4 separate regions of the Homo sapiens genome follow, and all the other regions are linked to region 3. The links are chromatin contacts, found by Hi-C or POLR2A ChIA-PET in ENCODE. All regions are on one chromosome and are shown on one strand. Each heading gives the region's core, a stretch centred on a gene start or an enhancer-like site at or near the end of the contact. The rest is flanking DNA. Distances are from core to core; before and after follow the strand shown. Region 1 holds the start of TMEM120A (transmembrane protein 120A). Region 2 has its middle 29 kb from the start of CCL24. Region 3 holds the start of POR (cytochrome p450 oxidoreductase). Region 4 overlaps STYXL1 (serine/threonine/tyrosine interacting like 1).

Region 1 (2,820 bases), core at 21-2,520, 79 kb after region 3:
TAAAGGTCATCAGGTTTCAACCCTAGAGCCTCCTGCTCTAAGGCCAGCCCCACTCCCTTCCCCTAGCACCTTTGGCCCAAGGATTCCCCAAGCACTTTGCCCTGGTAGGTGAGTCTCAAGAAGGCGCAGCCTAGAGATGGGGCAAGGGGCAGTGTGAGGAGAGCCAAGCAGGGGCTGTGGCCAGGACAGCGGCGGCCAGGCGGGGAGACTGGGTCTGCTCAGTCTCTGGGGAGAAGCACCAATGGCAGGGGCCTTGGCAGGGCCAGGGGCAGCTGGGTTTCAATGCCCACAGGAAGCAGTTGGAACCAGTCCAGGAGAGGCCAAGGGCTAACCAAGCCATCAGCTGGCCAGGGCTCTACTCTGTCTGGATCTTGTTTCTCATGCCCAGGAGGGGTCACCACGCCCCCTCGGACCCCAGCACGTGCCACTTCTGCCCACCCACAGCCACCGCCCTCTTCCCTGCCTGGATGAGGCCAACAGCCTCCTCCTCCCTGGCCTCTGGACAGAACAGCCACGGTGGCCCTGGGGAGCTCAGTCCAGACAATTCCTCCCGTAGCTTTCCACTGGCCTCGGAGGGACTCTGATCTCTGCCAGGCCAGAGCGTCCCTGCAGGGCCTAGCCCCGCCCACCCCTCCCACCCGTCCCACCCCTCCCCTGGTTCTCCTTGATGCAGCCACATGGGCCTGTCAAGTCCCCTCTTTCCTTCCAAAGGCCTCGGCGGCGCGCGGTATCCCTCTGCCTGGGGCGTCCCCCATCCAGGCCGAGGACACCCCCCTAAACGCTGCTCCCCCGACCTGGGCTGCCTCTCGGGCGCTGCCCGCTGCGCGTTTGCTGAGTGGCTGACCCAAGGCTGGGCCCGCCCGTGTGTGACTCAGGCGGCCGCTCTCTTCTGGGAAGGGACGGGGTCGGGGTCTGGGCCCCTTTCCAAGGCCCTCATTGGAAGCCGAGGTCGCCCAGCGCGATGGGGTCCCGCCGGGGTTCCCGGACACTGGAGGTGGTGGCAGTGGACACCAGGACCAGGGGCCTCGCCCCCCTTGGCAGTGACGCCAGGGCCCCGACCCCTGACCCTTAGCTCCCCACTGCCTGACCCAGGGCTGCCCGACCCTTGACCCTGAGCCAGCGAGACGCGGCTCGGGGGCGACCCGGCGTCCGCAGCGGCGCTAACCTGGATGTTCTGGAAGTCCTGCTGTAGATCCTCCCAGTCCCGCAGGCAGTCGCCCAGCGGGCCCGGGGGCGGGGGCTGCATGGCTGCAGCGCCAGTAGCCAGTAGTGGAGGACGGCGCAGCAACCCCGGCCCACCCGAGGCTCCTCCGCCACCGCCCCCGTCCGCTTCCGGGCTCGCGCCGCCACGGGCACCAATGGGGAAAGGCCACGCCCCCCACCCCAGCCAATCCGGGACAGGGGCGGGGTATGGGCGGGGCCGTATGCAAGGGCGGTTGCTAGCCCCGGGACTCGCGGCCTGGACCGGGACTGGGACGGCTGCAGCCCCCGGGCCTGGACTGCACTGACTGTGCCAGCCGCGTGGTGCAGCCAGCAGGGCTCTGGCCCGTCATGCTGAGAGCAAACCAAGGTGCAGGGAGGTGACACCTGCTTGCAACATTTTCGTCCTTGGGAAGCTGAGCCTCTTTGGGGAAGGGAGTTAGAGCTGCTTCTCTCGCTTGGATTTTTACAGCGGCCTCCTTTCTCCCTGCCTCACCTCCACTGTCCCTTCTCGCGGCCACCGGACTGCCCTTCCCAAAACACAAGGCTGATTCCCCATCATGTTCATGCTTAAAACTTTCCAGCGGCTGTGTCCTGCCTACCAGGAGGTCCCTAATCGGAGCTCTGCAGCCATCCCGGGCTCTGTCCCAACTCACACCCTGAGGAAAGCCAGGGCTGTGTGTAAAGCCGTTCCCCCTCTGGCAAAACCCCACTCCTCCTTGAAGGCCTGCCCTTCTGTTGAGGGGAATCCCCCACCCCCTCCCACCCCCATCCCTCCACAGAGCGCGCTAAGTGGTGGGACGGCATTCATCTCTCTGTTCCCAGCCCCACCCACGCGGTGGCAGGGAATGGTTGCCGAATGGACTTGGGGAAGGTCCTGCATGGATGGACATCCTAATCCCCTACCAGTCCCCTAGTCTGTGCCGTCTCCTGATGCCCAGTTTGTTCTGTGGGTGCTGCCAGCTTTGGAGAAGTGCATTTGGAAAACAACTTCCAACTGGGTGCCGTGGCCCACACCTGTAATCCCAGCATTTTGGGGAGGCCGAGGCTGGAGGATCACTTGAGCCCAGAAGTTCGAGACCAGCCTAGGCAACAGAGCAAGACCCTGTTTCTACAAAAATAAAAATAAATTAGCCAGGTGTGATGGTGCATGCCTGCATTCCCAGCTACTCACTCAGGAGGTTGAGGTGGGAGGATCGCTTGAGCCCAGGGAAGTTGAGGCTGCAGTGAGCCATGATTGCGCCACTGCACTCCAGCCTGAGAGACACAGCAAGACCGTGCCTCCAAAAAAAAGGAAAGGGGGTAAAAAAAAGGAAAACTTTTAAGACCTTAGGAATTTCTAGAAACGTGGATAGGGAGATGGGGGAGGGGGTGAGAATCTCTCCTTGGTGAACACAGCCAGGCAGAAATGAGTGGGGAGCAGGGAAAGAAAATCTGTTTCAAGGGGTGGATGGCAGGAAGCGCTGGGGATGAGGCAAGGGTGTGATCCCATTCTAGGAGCCTGGGGGCTAGACAAGGCTGGGCTTGGTATCTCTGGGACTAGGGGACTGCCTATTGGTGGCTATTGTGACATCCTCTGTGAACCAACACAGGCAACCTCTGGGTACCCCCAGGCAGCCT
Region 2 (2,913 bases), core at 178-2,677, 72 kb before region 3:
TCAGGAAACCTCACTCTTTGACCTTAAAGCCTTCAAGTGATTGGATGAGACCTACCTGCTTTGTGGAGGGTCATCGTCTTTATTCAAAGTCTGCTGATTTAAATGTTCATCACAGCCAGGCACGGTGGCTCACGTTTGTAATCCCAGCACTTTGGGAGGCCGAGGCAGGAGGATCGCTTTGAGTTCAGGAGTTTGAGACCAGCCTGGGCAATATAGCGAGACCCTGTCTCTACAAAAAAAATAAAATAAAGCCAGGCGTGGTGGTGTGAGCCTGTAGTCCCAGCTACTTGGGAGGCTTAAGTGGGAGGATCACTTGAGTCTGGAAGGTTGAGGCTGCAGTGAGCTATGATCGCACCACTGCACTCCAGCCTGGGCGACAGAGCAAGACTCTGTCTCTAAAATAAAAATTAAAAAAGTTAATCATGTCTGAAAATTACCTTCATAGTAGCACCTAGACTGGTGTTAGCATCTAAACTGATGTCTAGACAGGCACCTTAGCATAGCCAAATTGTCAGAAAATTAGCTACAACATAGATCTTTTGTCTGTGCCTCAAAATCCAGGTTTAGCAGCCCTGGGGAGAGAAAAAGCTTTTGTTTTGTCTTTGAGACCCACCTCCCCAAGCTTCTTTTTTTTTTTTTTTTTTTGACACTGAGTCTCAGTCTGTCACCTAGGCTGGAGTGCTATAGTACGATCTTGGCTCACTGCAACCTCTGCCTCCCGGGTTCAAGCGATTCTCGTGCCTCAGCCTCCCAAGTAGCTGGGACCACAGGTGTGTGCCACCACACCCGGCTAATTTTTTTTTGTAATTTTAGTAGAGAAAGGGTTTTGCCATGTTGGCCAGGCTGGCCTTGGACTCCTGACCTCAAGTGATCAGCAGACCTTGGTGTCCCAAAGTTCTGGGATTATAGGTATTAGCCACCGCGCCCAGCCTTTTCATTTTTTTTTTTTTTTCTGTCTCCGAAGACTGGCCTCTTTCCAGGATGACTTTCAGTGAAATTTCCACTCCTTTCAGGGGAAACACAACTCCCACCCACACTGATAACAGACATTTCCTTCTTGCTGCATCAGGATGATGAGAATTGAAGTCTGGTTTAACCCTGTCCTTAACCTTCCCTGGGGCCCTGGATGGGTAGTTCTGTAGCTCCCGGCCTCTTGCTGACCACTGGACCAAAATACACAGAAGAATCCTATACAAGGTAAGCATTTGACGGATACCTCTTAGGTGGCCTCAGCTTTAGGAAGCTTTATTGGATCCAAAAATAGCTTTATTTCCCCAGGCCAGCCTCCCCACATACCTTGCCTCCAGCTTAGTGTCACAGTGCCTGTATCTCTGTGCGAAGAGTGATATTGGGGTGTTTGCAGGCTGGACTCAGAGCTGAAAGTCTCCCTGCCAAGTAGTGAGCATTTCACTATTCACGGAGGTGCCCCAGGGGCCAGCAGAGAGATTTCCAGAACAGGAAACACCCCCGCAGAAGTGGAGATCAACAGTAACAACAATGTATATTTCTAAACAGAACAGTGACTCATATTAAACATCTGTTTCACAATAGGGCCTTATATGCAAAACAACCCTAAGTATAGAAGGAGCCAAGAAACCAAAGAATGAGGCAGACAAATCCAGTTTGTCATCACGGGGTGTTTCACTGGGGGAACTATGGACAGAAGCATCGTCTTGGATGGCCACAAGGCAGGTAGATCTCCATGCTGTTACATCCCAGACTCAGGAACTATATACCATAAGGAAAGAATGCACATGCTCCAGAAGGAATGTGTAGGAATTTGCTTAAGGGCAGGATTTACAGTAAGTAGGAGTTCATCAAGGTTGATTTGATCCAAGTGTTACCAGAAAGGGGTCCCGATCCAGACCCCAACAGAGGGTTCTTGGATCTCGCGCCAGAAAGAATTCAGGGCAAGTTCATAAAGTAAAAGCAAGTTTATTAGGAAAGTAACGTGGTGAAGGACACAGCTACTCCACAGACAGGTTAGGAAGAGGAGGAATGTGTCCACCCTGGAGACAATACTTGTTTATATATAGCATAAGAAAAGATTATGGGGAGATGTGTTCTGCTACAAGGGTTTGTGATAAAGGATTAATTTTCTTACTGTATTTCGCAAGAATCGAAATTATCGTAGGAACGCTTCTGTTGTCAAGATATCGGGATATCAGGACACTCCTAAGTCTGGGTCTGTTTAGTAAACATTGTCAATCTGTTCCCTTAACTGTAAACATCTGGAGGCTAGGAATACCTCACTTTCTGGGAGTGCGGCCCAGCAAGCCCCAGCCTCATTTTTCTTAGCCCTCACTCAAGATGGAGTCACTCTGGTTCTAACGCCTCTGGCATAAGGGCAGGATTAATGGTAAGTATGCGCTTTTATATAAGGAATGATAGATAAACTGGAAATCTTAGAGGCATTCTTGGAACCAGGGTTAATCAGAAGCCTAGCTTCCAAGATGGAGTTATTTCAGCCTCCACAACATCTCTTCAGATAGATGGGACTTCACAGATTTCCCCAAGAATCACGGATAGAATTGGTTTGACAAGTGTGTGATTACATAGACCACTTTATGGCTCCCATAGAGGCTGGCATGATGGTTTACGCCTACAACCCCAGCACTTTGGGAGGCTGAGGCAGGAGGATTGATTGAACCCAGGAGTTCGAGACCAGCCTGGGCAACATAGGAGACCCTGTCTTTATTTTGTTTGTTTGTTTGTTTTGTGTTTTTTGAGACAATCTCACTCTCACTGCCAGACTGGAGTGCAGTGGCACAATCAGCTCATTGCAGCCTCGACCTCCTGGTCTCAAGCAATCGTCCTACCTCAGCCTCCTGAGTGGTGGGGACTACAGGTGCTTATCACCACACATGGCTAATTTAAAAAAAGAAAATTTGGAGCTGGGTTTGGTGGCTCACT
Region 3 (2,728 bases), core at 58-2,557:
ACCATGCCCAGCTAATTTTTGTATTTTTAGTAGAGACGGGGTTTTGCCATGTTGGTCAGGCTGGTCTCGAACTCCTGACCTCAGGTGATCCGCCCACCTCAGCCTACCAAAGTTCTGGGATTACAGGCGTGAGCCACCGTGCCTGGGCTATTTTTAAAAGATGGAGAAGGGGCTCTGAGAGAAGTGAGTTGCACAGTGTTGCAAAAGGAATTCACAGCACAGCTAGTAATAATAGTAGTAGTAGTAATAATAACAATGGCGATGAGAACACTTAGTAATGCCGTGCTCTAAATCCTTTAGGAACAAAGGTTATACCACTTAATCTTCATGACCCTGTAAAGTAGAAACCATAGCAGGAGGCAGAGGTGGGCTTCACTCCCCAACCAAGGCTGCCAGACTTTTCAAACCCCAGAAGCTCTCTGTATCCCCCCACTCCTCTTCCATCCAGGGCTTGCCTCCTGCTTGGTCACTTCCCACCCCCAACAGGCCGGCCTTCAAAAGCGAGCTCTAGGCAGCGTGTGGGACCTCACGCCTGTAATCGCAGCGCTTTGAGAGGCCGAGGAGGGAGGATCACTTGAGACCAGTTCGAGACCAACCTGGGCATCATAGCGAGACCGCATCTCTGCAAATAAAATAAAATAAAATTAGCTAGGTGTGGTGGCGCGCCTGTAGTCCCAGCTACTGGGAGGCTGAAGTGGGAGAATCGCCTGAGCACAGGAGTTGAAGGCTGCAGTGAGCTGTGACTGCACCACTGCAATCCAGCCTGGGCGACAGAACGAGACCCTGTCTCTAAAAACAAACGCGCGCCCTCCGCCGTCAGGCTGGATGGAGGGAACCCAGGGAGACGACTTGGGCCTGAAGCCTCGCCAATTTCAGGTGAGGAAACAGGGCCGTGGAGGAGACAATGTGGCGATCACAAGCAAGCGGCGGCCCGAAGGAGGAGGCTAGACCGGCGGGCGCACAGCCACAGTTCTGCAGTGATCCCCGGGAAGGTGGGCAGCCGGCCCGGTGACCTGCAGGGTCCGAGCTGTAGAAGCCGCAGCCGCCGTCTCCAGGCGACTCCGCCACCCCCGGAACCACGCACTTTCATTTCTCTGCCGGGCGACCCAGCCGAGCCGCGAGGGGGCGTGGCCGGGCCGGGCCGTACCAAGAGCGCAAATTTGCAGGGGGAAGCGCGGGGCTCCGGGAATGCACGCGCGGCTCGAGTGGGCGGGGCGGCGGCCCAATGGCCACGCCCCCACCCCCGCGGCCGGCGAAGGCGGTGGTAGCGCCTCAGTGGTGTGGGCCTGAGCCCTGCCCAGGTGCCCGCAGAGAGCAGCCGGGCTGCCAGCGGTGAGTGCTATCTTTCGCGGCGACGGCGGGGTGGGTGAGGTCGGGCCCCAAGACTCGGGGTTTGCCGGGCGCCTCAGTTCACCGCGGCCGCCTGGCTCTCTGCGTCGGGGTGGGCCCTCGGGCCTGGGCACTGCGCGTCTGGCCCGACGCTCGGGCGGAAGGCATGGCTCCCACCCCGGCCCTCCTCCGCGTCGCCCTTCCCCTAGAGCTGATCTCCCGCGGCGGCCTGAGGGTCGACTTTTCCACAGCTTGGGCCGAGAGAGCCCGGCAGGCCCTCGGCTGAGGGTTAGGGCTCGGTATCTCAGGGCTCGGGGTCCAGTCCCCGCGCCGCCGCCCCCCACGGGCTAAGCCACTTTAACTCTCCGAGCCTCAGTTTCCCCATCTGTACGATGAATGGGCCTCGGGAGGCAGCGAATTCTGGGGGTACCTAACGTGAGAGGCGCTCGATGCATGCTCATGGGACCCGAATCTAACCCTGCAGCATCAGGTGGGCTGAGTCGATGGATCACGGGAGCCCCCCAGCCCGGCCTGCATCCCTGAGGGCAGTGCCCCTCGCAGTCAGGTGTCTCGGCGGCCCCCACAACACAGGTACCCGGATCTCCTGGGGGAGCCGGGACACCCTTAGATCGGGGGAGCAATTGGGTAAGAGTTCAAGGTCTCTTGGGCGCCAGGGGGAGGAGAGTAGAGGTTTCAGTGAGCTTGATTGACTTCGACTTTCTGCGTATTGTTTTTCAAAACGAGTTACCCTTGTGTAAACTGGTGACCACTAATAAGGAGTTTGGGGCTGTTTCAATGAAAGTGGCTGTCTCCTCTCTTAAACCCTTAAAGCTGCAGCCTTGCCTTGCCTTGCCTCTGAGCTTGGCCAAGCTGGAGAATGATGCCAGCACAAAAGGAGACAGGACTGGACTGGGTGGCCCTGGTTTGATTCTTGGCAAGCAAGATACCTCCTGGAGCCTCCGTTTTCTGATCAGTGGGTCTGGTAGTAAGACAGCCACCCTGCTCTCCCCACAGGGTTGAGATTCTGAGGATCAAGACAGGGTCCCAGAGAGTGGCATCGAGAACTTTAATCCTCCTTGTAAGCAGAACGTTTATGGAACCCTCTGGGGGATCCAGTATCCCCACCGTTGTTCACTGCTGTAATTCCTTGGGTCTTGCTTTATGGAGAAGGCATTGATTCATTAACCATTTGCAAGTTCTACCTACGGAAATCCCTTTTGAGTGGTTATGGGGTTGGCTTGGTCAGGAGAACAGCTCCAAAGGCCCAGTTAGTAAACCAGGGAACCCAGAAAGGTCCACTTCCTTTTTTTTGGGAGGAGGGCTGTTTTAGGAGTTCTTATTTTCCTTTTAAGAGAGTGGTTTTTGAGCTACTTATGACCTTCATGCCATCTAATGTTGG
Region 4 (3,013 bases), core at 37-2,536, 97 kb after region 3:
TGCCTTCTACGATTCCGGTGAAGGAATGTGGGCATGCGGGGCAGGGGACGGGTCATGGGCTTCCAAGTTAAGGGGAGGAAGTTGGAGGAGATGCCTGGCAGGGGTTGAAGGGAGTCACCACTGGCTGCGTTCTCTGGGAGATCCTCAGCCCCAGAAGGAGCCAGGGTGAGGCTGAGCTGGGTCCCGAGAAACCCAGCAGCAGAGGCTACCAGCAGCTCACACAGCCAGACGGGGCCAGAGAGCAGGCACTTTCCCACCACTAACACGCAGCCAGGCACACAGACAGGTCCACTCTGGGCCCTACTGCCAAAGGTACTCTGCCCAGAAGAGGGGAAGAGAGCAGCTGTCCTTAAAGCTAACCCCCATCCCTCCCTACTTTGAGTGCCCCCAGCAAACCCTAGGCTGCCCAGCTCTAGGGCATGGGAAGAGATGAGACTTGATTCAGATTTGAGGTTGGAACATTAAACCGCCCTAGCTTCTACTAGACTGTCTTTTTACTTCCTTTAACATTATTTCAAAACTATACACTAGTTGGCCAGGTGTGGTGGTTCATGCCTATAATTCCAGTACTTTGAGAGGCCAAGGCAGGAGGATTGCTTAAGGTCAGGAGTTTTGGACCAGCCTGGGGAACATAGCAAGACCCTGTATCTGCAAAAAATTTTAAAACTTAGCTGACTGTGGTGGCATGCATCTGTAGTCCCACCTACTCAAGAGGCTGAGGCTGGAGGATACCAAGCCCAGGAGGTGGAGGCTGCAGTGAGCTATGATTGCACCACTGCACTCCAGCCTGGGCAACAGAGTGAGACCCTGTCTCTAAAACGTATATATCGCCCAACTTCAAACATTAACAACTCATTGGCCAATTTTGTTTCCTCTATACCCTCACTGCCTTCTCACCTCACCCCAGATTATTTGAAAGGAAATTCCAGACATCACGTCATTTCACCCGTAAATATTTTGTTCTGTATTTCTAAAAGATAAGGACTTGTACTTTATAATAACCATAACAATGTCACTACAACCTTCGAAAAGCAACAATTCCTAAACACAGTCAAACATCCTGTGAATAGTCACATTTGCCCAGTCATTCTATACTATGATTTCGATTGAAGTTTTTTGTAACCAAAAGTGGCCAGAAAGTATGGAATCTGCTCACGATGTTGCTAAGGGCAGGAAGGGGAACACAGCTGAAGGCAACTGTTAGAAAAAGTTAAAACCACTTTCTGTTTACATTCCATTGTGTTCAGACGCTTCAATAAGCCAGACATCTGTACACGGCACTCTCCAGGGACCAGGCCCTGCCTGCAAATCTCTGCATAGTCTGGTGCTAGCCTTAGACAACTCCACCCAGTTCTCTTCCTCGAAATCTCCTCCTCCGTCAGATTTGGCTCTGGGAAGCTCAAGTGCCCCTTCTCTGGGCTCCAGATACCCGGGGCGTCCCTTGACACAGTCCAGCTTCCAGCCACTGCCTCCCCTACAGACAGGACCAGTCATCAGCAGAAACTGGAATCTCAAAATTGTTTTGTTTTGACAAAACTGACCATGAGTTGACAATGTTTGGAGCTAGGTGATGGACAAAGGGGTTTAATATCTGATTCTCTTTTTGTATTAAAAAATAGGCTGAGTGCAGTGGCTCACGCCTCTAATCCCAGCACTTTGGGAGGCTGAGGCAGGTGGATCACTTGAGGTCAGGAGCTGGAGACCAGCCTGACCAACATGGTGAAACCCTGTCTCTACTAAAAAAGAATTATAATAGAGATGGGGGTCTCACTATACTGCCCAGGCTGGTCTTGAACTCCTGAGATCAAGCAATCCTCCTGCCTTGGCCTCCCAGAGTGCTAAAACTACAGGTGTGAGTCGCCACACCTGGCTGATTTTCTTTTTGTTTTTTTTGGAGACAGGGTCTTGCTTCGTCAACCAGGCTGGAGTACAGTGGCATGGCAACGGCTCACTGCAGCCTCGACCTCCTGGGCTCAAGCAATCCACCCATCTCTTTTCTAAATTATTTTTTTGAGCCAGGGTCTCACTCTGTCACACAGGCTGGAGTGCAGTGGTGTGATCTCGGCTCCCTGCAACCTCCTCCTCCTGGGTTCAAGTAATTCTCCTGCCTCACCCTCCTGAGTAACTGGGACTACAAGACAGGTGGGCCACTATGCCCGGTGAATTTCTGTATTTTTGGTAGTCAGGGTTTTGCCATGTTGCTTAGGCTGGGCTCAAACTCCTGAGCTCAAGTGATCCATCCAGCTTGGCCTCCAAAAGTGCTGGGATTATAGGCGTGAGCCACCACAGCCAGCTCCATTTATTGATTTTTTTGTAGAGACAAGGTCTCACTATATTGCTCAGGCCGGTCTCAAAGTACTGAGCTAAAGCAATCCTCCTGCCTTGGCCTCCCCAAGTGCTAGGCTTATAGGCGTGAGCCACCGTGCCTGACCAATCCTTCCCACTTTTGTGTATTTTTGTATCCTCTGGATCCAGCTAGGATTTGTGGAATCAGACAGCCAAGAAAAAAGAGGTGGTCTCGAGCCGCCATGCCCCTGCCTTTCTGACCTTGGTATCGGTCCACCATCCAGCCTGCCCTCTGAATGGGTCCACCTTTGCTCACTGTTTCAACCCGACAGCCATCAGTTCCTTATAAAGAACTGTGGCCGGGCAGGATGGCTCACGCCTGTGATCCCAGCACTTTGGAAAGCCGAGGCAGGTGGATCACTTGAGGTCAGGAGATCGAGACCATCCTGGCTAACAGGGTGAAACCCTGTCTCTACTAAAAATACAAAAAATTAGCCGGGCGTGCTGGTGGGCGCCTGTAGTCCCACCTACTTGGGAGGCCGAGGCAGGAGAATGGCGTGAACCTGGGAGGCAGAGCTTGCAGTGAGCCAAGATGGCACCACTGCACTCCAGCCTGGGCGACAGAGCGAGACTCCGTCTCAAAAAAAAAAAAAAAAAAGTGGAGGAGATGGGGGAGACTGGGCTGCAGACATGAACTTAGGGCTGCCAGGAGTCCAGATCTAGTTTT

Evidence for each region. A loop is a pair of places that touch in the nucleus more often than their neighbours do. ChIA-PET counts read pairs that join two places held with the same protein, here RNA polymerase II (POLR2A). Pooled maps may share reads with other maps.
Region 1: a map of CD8-positive, alpha-beta T cell shows a loop between it and region 3 (12-fold over the local background). The contact joins the promoter of TMEM120A here to the promoter of POR in region 3. A Hi-C loop is called at or near these places in 50 of 168 maps with a recorded cell type or tissue (B cell, CD14-positive monocyte, CD4-positive, alpha-beta T cell and 29 more), 29 of 37 single-sample maps with no recorded cell type and 41 of 50 pooled maps. POLR2A ChIA-PET finds 5 or more read pairs at or near these places in 28 of 52 experiments (A549, AG04449, B cell and 24 more).
Region 2: a loop to region 3 is called in a map of CD14-positive monocyte, with 7 times the contacts of the local background. The contact joins the enhancer-like site here to the promoter of POR in region 3. A Hi-C loop is called at or near these places in 2 of 168 maps with a recorded cell type or tissue (CD14-positive monocyte and endothelial cell of hepatic sinusoid), 4 of 37 single-sample maps with no recorded cell type and 9 of 50 pooled maps. POLR2A ChIA-PET finds 5 or more read pairs at or near these places in 9 of 52 experiments (AG04450, GM12878, HEK293 and 6 more).
Region 4: a map of heart left ventricle shows a loop between it and region 3 (2.8-fold over the local background). The contact joins the enhancer-like site here to the promoter of POR in region 3. A Hi-C loop is called at or near these places in 5 of 168 maps with a recorded cell type or tissue (GM12878, IMR-90, ascending aorta and 2 more), 3 of 37 single-sample maps with no recorded cell type and 20 of 50 pooled maps. POLR2A ChIA-PET finds 5 or more read pairs at or near these places in 25 of 52 experiments (A549, AG04450, CD4-positive, alpha-beta T cell and 18 more).

The regions. Positions count from the first base shown.
Region 1 is chr7:75,993,325-75,996,144 of GRCh38, forward strand. TMEM120A (transmembrane protein 120A) reads right to left here and starts at 1,271. Exons shown (of 12, transcript NM_031925.3): 1 at 1,166-1,271. The coding sequence starts at 1,246. RefSeq lists silencers at 993-1,052, 1,063-1,512.
Region 2 is chr7:75,841,553-75,844,465 of GRCh38, forward strand. No RefSeq gene overlaps it. Among named protein-coding and RNA genes, the nearest start is that of CCL24, 29 kb to the left of the region's middle. RefSeq lists an enhancer at 1,381-1,600. Within about 2 kb of position 1,428, at least 13 of the 41 ENCODE cell types and tissues checked have a DNase peak (open chromatin) inside an H3K27ac peak, as active enhancers do; they include CD14-positive monocyte, GM12878 and PC-9, where a contact is called at or near this core.
Region 3 is chr7:75,913,848-75,916,575 of GRCh38, forward strand. It overlaps POR (cytochrome p450 oxidoreductase), which reads left to right and starts at 1,308. Exons shown (of 16, transcript NM_001395413.1): 1 at 1,308-1,332. It overlaps MIR4651 (microRNA 4651), which reads left to right and starts at 1,350; the gene lies at 1,350-1,422. It overlaps LOC124901680 (a long non-coding RNA gene), which reads left to right. Exons shown (of 2, transcript XR_007060393.1): 2 at 449-647. RefSeq lists an enhancer at 716-765 and a silencer at 1,026-1,515.
Region 4 is chr7:76,010,400-76,013,412 of GRCh38, forward strand. All of the region lies in intron 5 of STYXL1 (serine/threonine/tyrosine interacting like 1), which reads right to left. Among named protein-coding and RNA genes, the nearest start is that of TMEM120A, 17 kb to the left of the region's middle. Within about 2 kb of position 1,287, at least 9 of the 41 ENCODE cell types and tissues checked have a DNase peak (open chromatin) inside an H3K27ac peak, as active enhancers do; they include ascending aorta, endothelial cell of umbilical vein and heart left ventricle, where a contact is called at or near this core.